Linked DNA regions of Homo sapiens: region 2 is linked to region 1. The links are chromatin loops, found by intact Hi-C in ENCODE. Cell type or tissue: IMR-90. All regions are shown on one strand. Each heading gives the region's core, and the rest is flanking DNA. Links, peaks and the distances in the headings are about the cores only.

Region 1 (8,350 bases), core at 102-8,101:
TTGGCCTAAGAAACTGGAGCCACAATATAATGTGTATTCACAGCGGCCACTTTTCCAAAACTGAAATGCTAAACAAGTCTAAAAAAATATCCAGCCTAAATGAGCAGTTGGTAAAGCAATCAGCCTTTCACACTGGAACAAGCAACAAACATATGCAATGACCTTAGCGTTTCTCTTTTGATTTATAGCACCTTGGAAAGCAGCTTAACAAGGTGACACAGAACTTCCAGAGCAGTTGCAGTCAATTTATTGTCTAAGTTGTTAAAGACGTTAATTAGATTAGGAATTTGCTGAGGCCTTTTATTCCTTGTAGAAAGAAGAGTGTTTCTAGTGTTTCTCTTTGAAATTCAGCTTTGTGGCATAAAAATACAGGAAAGAAGAAATCCTACACTCAAGGAAATTGTAGGGTCCCATTGAATGCCATAAAATTGTAAAAATTCCAATAATAACATTTAGAAAAGAGCCAAGAAAGTACCAGACCTGTTTTTAAAAATAATATACTCCAGTGATTCCTGAGCTGTTTGATGTACATAAGACAAAAAGTGGGCACATCATGGATGGTATATCTAGGAGGCCTGGGCTTACGGAATGGAAATTATATCAGGGAGCAAATCCAAGCATGCACTGAGACAAAACAAAGAGTTTCCAGAAAAACAACAGGCAGGGCTTTTTAGTCCAGTGCAATGAGCATCACTCTGTATGTCATTTTAGCACTCTGGACAAATGTTTTAATAGTGAGTTGTTGCATAGGCATTGGAAAGGTCATTAGATACTTTGCTTTTAACACAATTCCTTTGCAGTAGTCCATTGTGGGAACATGTTTTGCCTTAAATTAAACACAAGAAAACATAAAACAGTCCAGTAAATTACCTATTCATCTATAAAAAGCGTGAATAGAAAATTTTCTCAGAAATGTAACTGCAAGCATTAAAAAGCAAGACTGCTATTCAATTAATGGGGTAAGTAGAATATTAGGATAATTATTCTAATGTTCTAGTAATATTGGTAAAGATTAAGTTGTAATGATTGATCCATTGTTGAAGGCAATTTTTCTAAAATTATTTTAGAAATGTAGATATGCTGACAAATGCAGGGTAATTATTCACAATAGCATTCAGGAAGAAAATGCATAAGGTAATAGCAAAGTTAAGTATTTTAAGCATATATGATCTAGGCAAGGTCACCTTAGGAAAGAAAAGCTGCTGCATGGTCCAAGGAACCTGAATAGGCTGGATACTTAGTCAAAGACTTGAGTCCTTCACATAAAGTCCTTTTATTCTAACTTAAACAGTAACTAATATTTCAGGGAAAGGGCTTCAGATTTTGTGAACTAGCTTTTTAGCATGCCTAGCAGACAGTCTTTGGTCATTTAAGAAGATGAGGGTGAGCACCTTGCACTGTGTGATCTTCAATTTTCTACCCTCCTCCTCCTCCAAGACTGATCAGGGGAAGAGGTGGGGGTAAAGCTTAGAATCAAGTCAATTACCAAGAGGTTCTGAGGACTGGGAAAGGCCTAAAGCTACCTTCGGCCATGACTCTTTTAAAATAGTCAGAATCTATTTAAATAACTCCACAGTGGTGGCCCCTTTTAAGTAAAGCTAAAAAGTTTTTCCAGTAATTCCACCCAATGTATGGTGTTATAGACAAAATTTGTTTCTCCCAAATTCATATATTAAAGCTCTAACACCAATGTGATTCTATTTGGAAATGGGGCCTCTAAGGAAGTAATCAAGATTCAATCAGGTCATAAGAGTGGGGCTTTGATCTGATAGGATTAGTGACCTTATAAGAAAAGACAACTAGCCTGGGCACAGGGGCTCATGCCTGTAATCCCAGCACTTTGGGAAGCCAAGGCGGGTGGATCACCTGAGCTAACGAGTTCAAGACCAGACTGGTGAAACCCCGGGGGTCTCTACTAAAAATACAAAAATTAGCCTGCATGGTGACACATGCCTGTAATCCCAGCTACTCGGGAGGCTGAGTCAGGAGAATTACTTGAACCCAGGAGCTGGAGGTTGCAGTGAGCTGAGATCGTACCATTGCACCAGCCTGGGCAACAAGAGCAAAAGTACATCTCAAAAAAAAAAAAAAAAAAAAAGAAAAGAAAAGAAAAGAAAAGAAAAGAAAGAAAGAAGAAAAGAAAAGAAAGGAAAAAGAAAAGACAACTAAGGGATCTCCTCTATGGGCATGAATGGCAGAAAGGCCATCCAAGGACATAGTGAGATGGCAGCTGTCTACAAGCCAGAAAGAGAGCCCTCGCCAGAAATTGAATTGGCTGGCACCTTGATCATGGACTTCTATAGCCTCCAGAATTGTGAGAAAATGCATGCCTGTTGTTTAAGCTATCCAGTCTGTGGTATATTGCTGTTACAGCATCTCGAGCAGACTAATACAGATGGCATGAATGCAGGGCATTGGAAAAATGTGAGAATATTTTTATAGTTTCCTTAAACATTGTGATACTTGTTTGGGGGAATTGTTGGTGAAAATAACAATTTCTTTTTGACTAGTTGTTACTTGGTACATTGGGCATATCTCAGAACAGCTACAATTTTAGACTTAAATTTATGGTGCCATTCATTCTTGTAAAAATTTCTCATCTTTGTGGTATTCCTTTCTGCTTCTTCATTTTCAGGTGTTTGACCTCTAGAACTCAGAAAATCTTCAACTTCTTTACTATTGCCGTGAGTTACTATGCAATAAGACAAAATATTAAATAGATCTTCTTTTCATGCTTGCTGGTAATCTGTAAATATACCTAAAAGGCATCAAGAGATTAACACCGCATTATTTTATATGACTACGCCAACAATTTGCCTCTATAAGATATATATGGTAGAGTGCAATTTTTACAGTGCAATTTTGTAACCTTTCTTATTTCAGTATAAATTAGTATAATCCACAATTTAACATCCAAATATACAGTTACTTTGTCTATGAAATATTTTTTAGATATAAACTAAAAAGCTCAGGTTAAGAGGTAAATACAGCTTCAAATATATGGGGTGTTACCTGAAAAAAACACATATTTAGGAAGTTATTTTCTTTTTATTTATCTAAGCCTAAATTTTTAAATTATAAATTAAAGGTAGTCAGGATGCTGGAAAGAAATTAATTCTGCATCAACACTTTTAAAATTGCATAAGAAATTAAGTAGAGATATTTCTAATTCTAATATCGGTGATAAATTTACAAGGAAACTTGTCAGAAAATGGATAGGCTGGTAAGGGAGATGTGATTATGCACATTATTTAGAATTTTTTAATGAAATAATAAAATGTTTCTTATATGAGAATGTCTGATTATTATCAAAAAGGAAAAATGTCTGAGTCATAAATCTGTCTGTCTATTTATTCACAATCATGAACCACTGTAACTTGTTTGGGTTGTAATGGTTGGAGTACTTTTCATATTTCCCAACTGGAGTTTATGTTCCCTGATGGCAGAAATCACAAATGTATGGTTCTCAGTTTTAGCCAATTATTGTTTTGCTCAGCTCTTCCCTTTCTTTTTTTGGTTAATTCCCTTTGCATTTTCCTCTAGAATTATGCCATTACTTATCTAATCTTAAATCTTCTATTTGTGCTTGCCTCCCTTCACTCTCAGCAGGTATCTTGTTTCCTACTTCACAGAAAAAAAAAAGTAGAAGCCATGAGGCAAGAACTCCCTAAACTTGCTTCTTCTAGTCTTTACTACAAAGATTAATGAAAAAAAAAGGTGAAATTAAATGTACTTCGAGAATACTAATAATCACAATAGTTCAGAATAAGTGTTTATAAAGAAAACTCTTGAAAGACCACCAAGATGAGAACAAATTACATAAAGAAATAGAAAACAACAAAAGATGAAATAATAGAAGACATATCATAAAAGTCCAGGTTACAAAATATAGAGATGCTGAAAAACAATGCAAATAGCTTAGAAACAACAATCCACTGTATGGGCACAAATAACTTTCTTAATCACAAAAAGAGCTGATTTGAGAGCCCTAGAGATTGCCAAAATGTTCAAGCAAAACCAGTGTATTAAGTTCAATTGCATACACACATACACAAATGCCCCCAGAAAAAATTATTAAATTTCAAGATTAAAGAATTTTTCTAGCATCCAGAAGGAAGAAAAGAGGTTACTTTCAAAGAAGTAAAATCTAATCAGTCTCATATTTCTTCTTCATGACAATAAACATTTCACAATGCAATGAAAAATTGTCTTCAAAGATTTGACAGGGGAGAGAATTACACCCTAACGATTTTATTTTATTATAAAACATCCTCAGATTTACAAGGTTTTGGAAAATGAAACAACACAATAGTTTTTTCTTCCAAAGATTTCTATGTGGTCAGATGACTCAAACAAGAACAAGCCCAAGAACTGAGGAGTCACAGTGGAAACAGACTGACACTGAATATGAAAGCGAGCTAAAGATCACAAATAAGGTGAAGGGAGAAAATAAACACTCACTTGAGTCAGAAACGTTCCAGTTTTACAAAACACCACATGGAATTTATCCAGTTTCTTAAGCTCACACTATTAATATAAGATGGAGCTAGTATTTATATCCAGATCTATCAGCTTCCAGAAGGCAAAGGAAATGAAATTACTATTTTTGAGAGGGTGTGTGAACCAATTCCTAAATAACTGTCACCATGCTATCAAAACAGTACAAATGAGAAAACAGAAATGTTGATAGTAATTTAGTATACATATAGATGTATAATTTAGTATGTATATATGTTGCATGTATATACATATATATACACACATATATATAGGATTTGCAGTGCTAGGTTGAATAAATGAAGATAAGCAAAAGAAAAAAAATGCAGGCCAAGAAAATTTATAATCGTTTCTTACAAAATGGGTTTTAAATTATTTTTATTTGTAATTTAATTATATAATTGGGCATTATGTACATTTACCCATAATTATATCATTAAAATAATTAAAATCACAATAAATTTCTGACAAATCAGTGCAAAAGATAAAGGAAGCAGTCTGTATAACAAAAAAGAAAACGAGAAAAAGATGGCAGCCTGAATAACCTATTTGTGACTGAATTTATTGTATTCGTGTATCCTTATTTTACTTGATGTCTCATTTAGAAGTTTGAGCTCTCCTATCTCTTTGGTTGCCCTTTCTCAACTTCCTTTGCCAATTTTGCTTCTTATACCAAATTAAATGTTGAATGTTTTAGTCCATCCAGGCTGCTATAACAAAATACCACAGTCTGGGAGGCTTATAAACAGAAATTTATTTGTCATAGTTCTAGAAGCTGAGAAGACCATGATTAAGGCAGGTTTGATGTTTGGAGAAAGCCCGCTTTCTGGTTTCTAAATAGCACTTTCTTGCTATGCTCTCCCATGATGGAAGAGGCTAGCTAGATCTGTGGTGTCTCTTTCTTAAGGGTGCTAATTCTATTCATGAGAGCTCTATCTTCATGACCTAATTACCGCCCCAAAGTCACACCTCCTAATACCATCACCTTGAGAGTCAGGATTTCAACATACAAATTTTGGGGAAAACAAACATTCTCGCCATAGCTTTTGAGAACATCAAGGCTTGGCCCAAGGCCCTTTTACCTCCTTGACAGTTTTATCTTTAAAAAATTATTCTTTTCCACCTACTGTATCTGTCAATGACCACCAGTTTTATATCTCCTAATATAAATTTATCTACTCAAAATTTATTAAGATTTTCCAGCCCTCTCAAACTCAGTATGATAAAAACTGAACATCTTCTATCCTTACCTCCCCAGATCAGGATTCTCATCCAATGTTTCTAACCTCATTAAAACTCATCACTATACCCCCTCAGCTGCTCAAGTCATAACTTAAGAATGGTCCCGGGCCTCTGTCTCTTCTTCAGCACAATCCCTTTACCCCATCTATTCCAATTAGTCTTACTGATTCTTTTTCCTCTAAATCTAGGTGTATCCATTTAACTCCAAATTGCCAAAACTGTTTTAGTGCAGGTCATGATCGTCAGTCATTCCACGTCATCTAAACCTTTCCAGCTGGTCTCCCTTTGCCCATCTTTATTTCCTTCCAAACCATTCTCTATTAAAGTTGAATTTTTATAAAGGCTAGTATCAGAATGTCATCCTTTTCTTTAAAATTCTCTGTACTTTTAAAATAGAATCACCATATGTCGCCATTTATGCTCATGTCCAGGCATAATTATTAATAGCGCCTCCTGTCTTTCTCAAAAGTATCCCAGCTTATGTGAGAAATAACATATCACTGTTCTTCTGAGGGCTTTCCTGACCTGCACAGCTTCTCTGACTTCCTCTCCAGACTCACGTCATCTACTCCCCACCTTGCCACCTATACTTTCAACATGGCAAACTCTCTCTTTCTCTTCTTTTCTCCCCTACCCATCTTTTCTTTCCTTTTGCCTCTAGCCAGTTACCTATAAACAGATAAGAAACAAAAAGCAAAACCAAAAATTTAATCTTGTTTTTTACTGGATGACTCATACTCACCCTCCATATTTTAGAAAAACAATGTACTTGCTTTAACTTCCCCTAGTCCTTAGACTTAGAATTTCCTGCTATGTCTTTCATAACACATATTACCTCCCTACTATGAACAACAGTTTATTGTATCATAACAATTTATTGTGATTTTTTTCTATAATCCTCAGTGGAATATAAAAGTTATCAAGACTGGGTCATCTTTTTTATCATTTTATCCTCAGTTCTCAGTCACCAACAGTTAATAAATATTCCTAAAAGTCATAAAAATGTTAGTACATTCTTGAAAGTCATAAAAGAATTAAAAGAATACCAGTCATAACAACTTAGACCATCTTTCAAAACTCTTCCTCATACATAAGTAATTTTTTCCCATTGGCTTAGAGCATTTTAACTATAAAGTCTGTATCATTTGAAGGAGAATATTTAAAGAAAAGGCAACACATTATGTGCTTGGAGCATGCCAAAAGTTTTGCTTCTCTCCCATTGGCTATATTTTTATAGTTAAATATCTTCTAAGGTAAATTGCCTTCGTAGCAGATCTCTAAATCTTGAAAGGCTTTAAAAGAAGCCTTCCTATTTTCCTTCTTAGAAAATTGCAGCTGCATAGTGTTGGCAACCAGGCACACTACATTCTTCATCTCTTCCCATTTTCTCTCAAGCAGCTGTGGGTATTTTCTCACAGGACTTCCTTTCATTCCCTTCTCCTTTCATGATCACCCTTCTGAAATTCTGTTGCTGGTAACAATCACAGGCTGCAAGTACTTTGTGGAGATATGTGTACTTGTCCATTGGCAAGGCTTCCGAAGCACATGAGGACCTGCCAAATGTGTAGATTGGGAGGCTAATTATGGCCAGTGGGTAGCTATGAAACCCTTTCTTCCTCTGTGTCTCAATTCAGTCTCTCGTCTGGTTCAGATTTCAGTGTGATATTTCACCCTCCTGCCCCTTCATTCTGTGGCTGGAGTGTTAAGTGTTGATGAGATAATTCTTGGATCAAATCCAAGGAGTGCTTTAAAAATTTAATGTATGTGGGTAATGAATAATGATCTCACACTGTGCATGACCCAGAGTACTTGAGTGTGTCGTGTTACTAAATTACCCTTAGGTAACCATGACTGTGTCTGGGTGGTCACCAGTAGCAAAGGAAGGTGAAGGGTGTCTCTGAGTGTATGTGGTGGAGGTAGATGAGGGCAGAAGGGAGTGGTCTGTCGCATCAGTCTCAACATATTCATACTCTTAATTGGCCTGTCACTTACACAATTTTTATATATCTTTGTGAAAGCATTTGATTTTATAGGTATGTATTTTACTGTTCCTGAAACTACTATAATTTCTATTAAAAGTCTGAAATAGGTTTAGTACTTGTGCGGCTTTCAAAACAAAAAGGTCTATAAAATATCCAATATTTTTCAAGCTTATCCAAATATCTGCAATGTTCATTTGAAAAGGAATTTCATTAATAATTCATTATTTTCTTGAATGGAATGTACATATAAGATGAACTCTTTATGGGAAAGCAATACTGAAAAACAGAGTTAATATAATAGAAAGCTTCCATAACAATAACTGAAGATTTTTCCACCTTCTAAATGGTTCTACAAGTCCAAGGGATTAGGAGAGGCCTGCAGAAAAAATGTAAATGGAAACGTTTTTATACTTTTACAGTGTATACAGAATCCTCAAAATATAAATCACTGAGTCTGATCCCTTTGAGTTTGGGTACACTCCTACATGAAAATTAAAATAGCAAATCTACCCAAGGAAACATTTATGCCTGATACACAGATAGAACTCAAACCTAAGACTCTTGAATATTAACTTAACACACTTGTTAAGTTAACTGAACACACTTGTGTTGTCTACTCTGACATAGGA
Region 2 (8,350 bases), core at 215-8,214, 62 kb before region 1:
TGCAATTTAGAATAGTCTAAACCAACAGACAGCTTCAAACAGTATGAATTTCATGTCTATTTACATAGAAGACATTCATTGGAGGAGAACTAACATTATCTATAAACAGACATACTTACCCATACAAACATAATCAGTCAATGTTGTTGATTATCCTCCTGGAAAAGACCAGAGGGCTTACTGTGATTCTTTTAAACTCCTCCCCAGTTCCAATCGAACTGTAAAACAGTTGTGTCTCTTTACAGATCCTGAAAGCTGATATGAAATTATATGAGCAAGTAAGTATTCAACTACATATTTTCTAATTTTAGGATTTTTAGTATTCCTCTTAAAAATCATTGGTGGTTTTATACTCAGACGCTGGAAATGTTAAACAAACTAAAAAAAAGGCCAAGTCACCTAAGGAGTACTGTATGTAATCAAAAGTTTGTGATAAAAGTTAAAGCTTGTATCTACTCTGTCAGCCCTGTTGTTCAGTAGTCTCAATCATTATTTAAAATTCCAGTATTACGTATAATTGCTTTTACTTCAAATGGCATAAGAACGAAACAAAGGAGAAATTTGTGAGATTGTCTTTTAAGAAAAAATCCAGCAAATATGGTAGCCATAGTGTTCCTGTCAGTTACTAACGATGGAACAAATAGTAAAGTTTTCTACAGGAACTTCAGGGGATCTGTGCCTGCTACCTCTCCACAGTAGCTATCTCCTTCTAACCTGGGTGGCAAGGAGAAAGCAATTCTTCCTCCCAATATGTCTAACAAGCTCCTCTCATAACTTCTTTCTTAGAAGAAAAAAAGTGGAAGAAAAATCATACTAAAAATAGGAATCATATTTCTATAAACATTAATGCTAGTGCAGGGTATAGAAAAACACCGATTTCACAGAAAGAATAGATGCATAATCACACATTAACAGCTAGCAGTTTTCAAAGCATATATTTGAAGGCTTCAATAGAAATCAGTTTATAAAATCTCAGTTCTTTGAGACAGATTAATTACATAAAGAAAACCTAACACTTAGGGCCCTGAAGCAGGAAGCCTAATATCTATCAGTAGGCAGGTTTAGATAAGAACCAAGGGAGGCACAGAAATGAACTACTTCCCTGCCCAATTTGGCTAAGCCTTCCTACCAATTCCATGCTGGAGAAATTAGAACTGATACAACATTATCCTTTTTAAAAAATAACTTACTGTGATTTAAATACAAAGTAAACTGAATATGGGGAATCACTTTCAACATACCCACTTGTCAATTTCTTCAAGTCCTAAATTTAAAAACTGCTATCAATTGCTGCATATAGGTTCCCAGACAGCATAGAACCTCCCTGATTATGAGAGTCAAGGTGCTGGTGCTGAGTTATGACAAATCTAGATATGCAGTTCCTTTAAACGCCTTTCTCAGAAGCGTACTTTTGTCTGGCTGTACTCGCAATGACATTGTTTTGTTGCAAAGAAAAACATATCTAACTCCTGAAAAAAGTGGGCAAATCATTTCATTTAGAGATACACCCTTAATAATAGAAAGAAAATAATCTAAACATAATAATAAGACAAAATAGAATGTTATTTATCATTATTACTACATCAAATTGCTTTTGGTCTGAAATTTGTCCTCTAATGAGTCTGGACTTTATAGTTCTGGTCTCATCTCATTTACTATTTCACAGCATCTATAGTCAAAACGCCAGGCACAGTGTACATGGACCCTTTCCTAGCATCTTACAAAGCTAAAAACAAGGTATCCATATGGCTGGAGTCTCATCTGGAATTTGGGGTACTCTGTCAGGTTTACTCAGGTTGTTGGAAGAAGTTTTCTGCAGTTGCAGGACTGAGGTTCCCTTCTTCTTGGTGGCTATTGGCCTGGGACCACACTCAGCCCCTAGAGGTCATCCTAAGTTCCTTGCCACATCCCTCAACCACAGTCTATTAACGACATGGTGGTTGCTCTTTCAAGGCCAACAAGGGAATATCTCTGTCTCTTTTAATCCTTCTGACTTATTTTAAGGGTTCACCTGATTAGATAGGGCCGGTCCAGGATAATCTTTCTCTCATAAACTCAATTTATGTGAGACTTTCATTATATCTGTAAAATCCCTTTACAGACCCACCTAGATTACTATTTAATTCAATAAATGAAAGAAAATGTGTATAACAGAGGGGTGGGGATATTGGGGCCATCTTAGAATTCTGCCTTCCACAATCATATGCTTAACTCAAAACTCATCATCATTATTGTCCCATGTATGACTATTTTATTGATTTACTTTTACATTTATTTAATACTATAATGAATAGCTACAAACCTCCTGTTCAACTCAAGAAGCAGAGCATAGTAATAATTACCAATGTTTACCAAAATGTACTTCCACATTCTATCTTCCTGATAAGCAATAGCTTTCTAAATTTCATTTATTATTCATAATACTTAACATTTTTACCAATATACATGTCCACATATTTCATTTCACTTATTCTGAACTTAAGATACACTGTAAGTATTCTGCTGGGACTTGCTTCATCCGTTGTGCTTGTATAATGTTATTACTTCCATCTCCTTGGTTGGTATAACTTCAGGGGTTTGATTAAAAAGCCTTTTGTACATCTTGTAGATAAGAAAACTAAGGTATAGAAAGCCCTTACAATATCATTTTGTATTGGTGGACTTTTATCACCAAAACTCACTGTCATTTCTACTGTTTAGTACATTTCAATGAAATCACCTACAGTATATTAAAAGATGTTTATTTGTACCATTATAAATAAAATTTGAAAACTTTATTAATGAACCAAATTATGCTAAAATCAGTAAAACTCTTCCCAATGTGTCACGATACAAATAACAAAACACAAAATTATCTTGTCAGAGTGGTTAGAATTTCTGCAGTACCCCTTTATAAATTATAGAAAAAGAAACATAATAAGTAAAACTCTGGATTTAAACTGACTTTTTCAAAAACCACACAAACCACTATCTGAAATTCTCAAATGATATTCCTGGCAATTACTGTGTATTTATTGAATAACAATGAATGGTTAGCATCCCATAACAGGCATAATATAAAATATTTGTAGAATGAAAAACTTCCTGTAATACATGTTGTTATTATTGGAAGGAGTAACTTTAGCAGGATAAGCAATGCTTTAAAACAGGAGTTATTGCCACTTGATAGAGATGGTATAGTGTAGTACAGCTAAAAGACAGAGTGGTGGGTAGTAAAAAAGTTAGTATTTCTTAAACTTTATGATCTATAAGGATAGGTTTCTTTATACAAGGTATTGGATGAAGGAGGAAAGAAGTTGACTATTTCCTTCAGCTAACTGTGTGTTTGGAAAGGGACCCCCCTTAGAGTCACGAGACCAGATGGTTATGCGATAGCTGCATTTATCAGGTCTATCAGCTACCTCCTTTTGCATCATCCATTCCTTGTGTTATTGCACAACCACCAGAGACATCAGTTATTAGAGAGTGGGTAGAGAGGAGTAAATATTTGGATGCAAAAAGGACAGATCAAGAACAAGATATGACTATATGAAATATAACTTTAGGAATATCCCTTGCTTCTGCCTCTCCAACCCCCAAATCTTTTATATGGTGTTCTGTGTCATTTTAACTGTGCACAGTCAAATGAAACTGAAATTTACTTTAGCAACAAAATGAACTTAACAGTCCTGAATCCTGCCTCCTGTCTGTCATTTTCCTCTTCCTTTTAACTAGTGTTGCCTATGACTATCTCCCAGACATTTGTGTAGTTCACTCATCTTAACTTGGTTGTCTCCTTAAACAATTAGGAGTCCATGAACTTTATTGTGAGAATGAATACTGACCTCTTACGAGCATTTCCTAATCCAGTGTGTCCTGTCCTGTCTTCCATAAATTGATTTTTTAGACTATTAGATATTGAGATAATTAGAAAAGCTTAGGCCAATTGGGATTACATATAAAGGCCATAAAACAAATAAATAAAATAGAGTTTAATGAACCAACTATAGACCACAAAATATAATTACAGCAGCAGCAGCAGAGATTTATAAAACCAAGAATGTCTTCTCTTGTTTAGTATACTTAGCTCTTACTGTACTTAGCAGGAAAATTTGCTAATTACAATAAGGTAATCTTAAAATGACAACGTATACTTTAAAATCTTAAGACACATTAGAATTCTAAGTAATCATGACAGAATTTAACTTGTTGAAAAGCCATTTAATTTACCAATAGTACTGGTACACAGGTGAATAAGGAATTCAATAAGTAGCAAATGAAATAGATCACTGATGGCCCCAATAATGAATATTTGGGGCTACAAGTCTCTATATCAGCATTGAGTGTTTTTGTTTTTGATCACATAGCAACTGTGCCCTGTCCACAAGATCATAGGCTCATGGAATTTTTTTCAGGACCTACTAATTTGTGCTAAAAATCTTATGAAAAATATCACCAGCTTTTAATGACACAAAACTTTCTCTTTAAATTTTCATTTAATTTAAAAGATAATTGTATATCCACATGCTATTGTAAAAAAAAAATAAGAGATTTCATGTATCTTTTAACCAATTCTTCCCAATGGTAACATCTTGAAAACTGTAATCCAATATTGCAATCTTAATATTGACATTGATACAGTCAAAAAACACAGCATTTTCAATATCACGGGTCCCTTATGTTGTACTTTCATAGCCACAGGCCTTTCCCAACTTAAACTCTGGCAACCACTAACCTGTTCTCTATTTCTGTAATTTTTTTCATTTCAATGAAATATAAATGGCCTCATATGTTATATAACCCTTATAGCCTAATTCTGTGGATCATTATTCAGTTTGCTGCATTTATCATTATCTTGCTCATTTTTTTGCTGAGTGGTATTTCATGGTATAGATGTATCACAATTTAAGTGTTCACTCATTAACAGACAACTGGGTTGTGTCCAATTTTTGTATATTATGGATAAGACTAGTATAAACATGTACAGATTTTGTGTGAACAGAAATCTTCATTTCTCTGAGATAAATGTCTAGGATTGCAATTTCTGGTTTTATGTTAGCTGCATGCTTAGTTCTTTATGAATGTACCAAACACATTTTCCACAGTGGTTGTACCACTTTCATTCTCACCAGCAATATATTTAGTGATCCAGTTTCTCTTATTCTCTCTAGAATGTGGTATTGCCACTATTTCTATTTTAGCCATCTTAATAGGTATACAATAATATATCAATTTGGTTTAATTTACATTTCCTTAATGACTTGTGATGCTGAAGATCATTTTATGTGCTTACTTCCCAAGTATATATCCCTCTTCAGTAAAATGTCTTTTCATGGTTTGAACCATTTTCTTTTTTTAATTAATTAATTTTTAAATTTTGTGGGTACATAGTAGGTGTATATATTTATGGGGTAAATTAGATGTTTTGATATAGGCATGCAATGTGAAATAAGCACATCATGCAGAAGGGGGTATACATTCCCTCAAGCATTTATCCTTTGAGTTACAAATAATCCCATTACATCCTTTATTTCAAAATGTACAATTAAGCTATTATTGACTATAGTCGCCCTATTGTGCTATTGAATAGTAGGTATTATTCATTCATTCTAATTTTTGGAGCCGTTAACCAAACCTACCTCCCCACTACTCTTTAGGTTTAATTATGAGAGTTCCTTCTGTATTCTAGATACTGTTCTCTTGTCAGATATGTGGTTAGCAAATATTTTTTCCCAGTCTATACCTTATTTTTTAATACTCTGAACACGGTGTTTTGTAGAAATGTGCATTTTTTAGTTTTGGTTAAGTCTAATTTACCAGTTTTTCCTTTTATGAATTGCATTTGTTGTGTTAAGTTTGGGAACTTATTGCCTAGACCTTGCTCTGATACAGTTGTGGATTTCTCTATTAATAATTTTTCTTTCAATTCTGGGTTTTTTCCTTACACATTTAATAACTCTGTTGCATAGTGCATACATATTTAGCACTGCTACATCTTCTTTGTAACTTAAGCCTTTTATAATTGTATAAACTCCATGTGGTAATTTTTTATTTTTTGCTCTGAAGTCTGATATTAACATAGCTTCTCCTGCTTTCCTTTGATTAATATTTCTATGAAATATATTTTCCATCCTTTTTACTCTCAACCTGAATATGTCACTATATCTGAAGTGACTTTACTGTCAACAGCCTATAGTTGGGTGGTTAATTCAATGTGTCAACTTTCATTTTTTAATTGGTGAATTTAGACTATTCACATTTAGTGTAATTATTGATATGTTAGGGTTCGAGTTTGCCATTTTGTTTTTGTTTGTTCTGTTTTTCACTTCCTTGTCTTTTTCATGATCTCTGAGTTCAGTAAACACCTTTTTAGAATGTTATTTTGAAGTTATCTATATAATGGACTACATCTCTTTGTAAAGATTTTTGCAGTGGTTGCTCCAGGCATTACAATATATGTGTATAACTTACCACAGTTTATTGATGTCCTTATTTTACCAGTTTGAGTATAGAAATTTATCTCCCTTTATGTCTCTCCCATTTGTAACATAATTATCTTAAATATTTTCTGACTCTATAGAGATATTTGGTAAATTATTTCTTTCTTCATTCATCAAACAGCATTTTGAAAACCCAAGATAAAATAAAAGCCTACTGTACGTACTCATATTTTTGCTTACTGTGTTCTGTCGTTCTTCCTGGAATTCTAAGTTTCTTTCATTTGTACCTTTCTGTTTAGGGAATTTCCCTTAGCCATTATTTTAGGGTAAAATTATGGGACTAATTATTTTAGTTTTTCTTCCTCTTGATTTCCCTTTCATTCCTGAATGGTATATTCACTGTCTATAGAATTCTGAGCTGACAGTTCTTTTCCTGTAGCACCTGAAATATACTGTTGTCATTTTCTTCTCATCTCCATGGTTTCTGATTAAAAAAATCTCATCAATCTGGTTAATCCGATACATAAGGCATTATATTTGTCTGATTGCTTTCTAGATTTGTCTTTAATTTTCAGTAGTTTAATTGTGATGTGCTTTGTCATCGATTACTTTGTGTTTATCATATTTGGGTCTTATATATAGTACCTTGAACTTGTTAAGTTTTTATCTCTTGCCAAATTTTGAAGGTTTCTGGACATTGTTTCTTTGGTAATTTTTTCAGACCTGCCCTCTCTTCTCTTCTAAAACTTTGAAGGATATTAGATATTTTGTTATGATCACCAAGGTCCTTGAGGCTCTGTTCATTTATGGTCAGCCAATTTGCTCTTTCTCACTCAGATTGGGTAATTTCAATTATAGTGCTTTCTTCAGACCCCTCCAGTCTACTATGAAGGCTATTTATTCACTGGCCTGTTAATTTCAGGTATATTTTTCAGTTGTAAAATTATCATGTAGTTCTTTATATCTTCTATTTCCTTGTTGAGACTTGAATTTTTCATTGGTTTCAAGTGTGATTTTAATTGCCCACTGAAGCATTTTTATGACATCTCCTTTAAGATATTTATTAGATAATTCTAACACCTGTGTAGTATTTCTGTTAATATCTTCTGATTTTTTGTTTCATTCAGTATGAGATTGTCCTCATTCTTGGTGTGACAAGTAATTTTCGATTGCAACTTGGATATTTTTGTGATATGTTCTAAGATTCTGGGTCTTATTTAAAACTTCAGTTTTAGCAAACTTTCATTAGCACTTCTCTGGCAGGGGAAGAGGGACCTCTGCATCATTAATGTTAGTTGGTGGTAAAGGCAACATTCTCCACTCATCTTCCATTGACACAAGACAGGAGCTAGCTTCTAGTTATGCTGCATGGGGTATCTATTGTGAAAGTCCTAACTCTCCCCTAGGTCTCCACTGACTCCACTCCAATGGGAAGGTGAAGAAGTGCCTTGTTACTGCTGGGTGAGTGTGGATGAAAAGGCTCCACTCTTGCCCTCTGCTGATACTGAGGCTTGGAGTGATGGCTCACTAATGGCCAATAAAGATGAAAGTCCCAGTTCTCTATGTGGCTTTTCTTGACATCACACAGTGGGGAGTTGTGGTGCCTCGTTGCAACCTCAGGCAGGTGAATTCTAGACACCCCACTTAGCTTTTACTAGTAGGGTTTGGGGAGATGCCCTACTGTTTCATGTGGTTTTTGGCTAGAGTACTTATTATCTAAATGTTTTCTTTTTTGTCATGGCTCATAGAATGTTAATGTTTAAAGGAACTTAAGAAATTGTGTTGTTTAATTCTTTAATTTTACTTATGAGGCCCAGAAAAAATTTAATGTATTGCTGATGATAAATATTTCTACTTAGTATCAGATATTGTATTAAAACATAAATGTTTGGATTCCCACTTCAATATTGTTTTCATTTGTCAGGCACTTT

Evidence for each region. Hi-C counts contacts between places; a loop is a spot of excess contacts. Peaks named below come from ENCODE experiments on the same cell type or tissue, not always from the same donor. Only the 100,000 strongest peaks of a DNase experiment are listed, where the experiment ranks them.
Region 2: a loop joins it to region 1, with 4 times the contacts of the local background. A loop is called at or near these places in 1 of 110 quality-filtered maps.

The regions. Positions count from the first base shown.
Region 1 is chr7:19,518,733-19,527,082 of GRCh38, reverse strand. No RefSeq gene overlaps it. Among named protein-coding and RNA genes, the nearest start is that of MIR3146, 180 kb to the left of the region's middle. In IMR-90, for the core only: no CTCF peak of the experiment used is centred there; a DNase peak (open chromatin) is centred at 4,412.
Region 2 is chr7:19,581,040-19,589,389 of GRCh38, reverse strand. LOC105375180 (a long non-coding RNA gene) reads right to left here. Exons shown (of 5, transcript XR_007060245.1): 3 at 120-255. Among named protein-coding and RNA genes, the nearest start is that of MIR3146, 120 kb to the left of the region's middle. In IMR-90, for the core only: no CTCF peak of the experiment used is centred there; no DNase peak of the experiment used is centred there.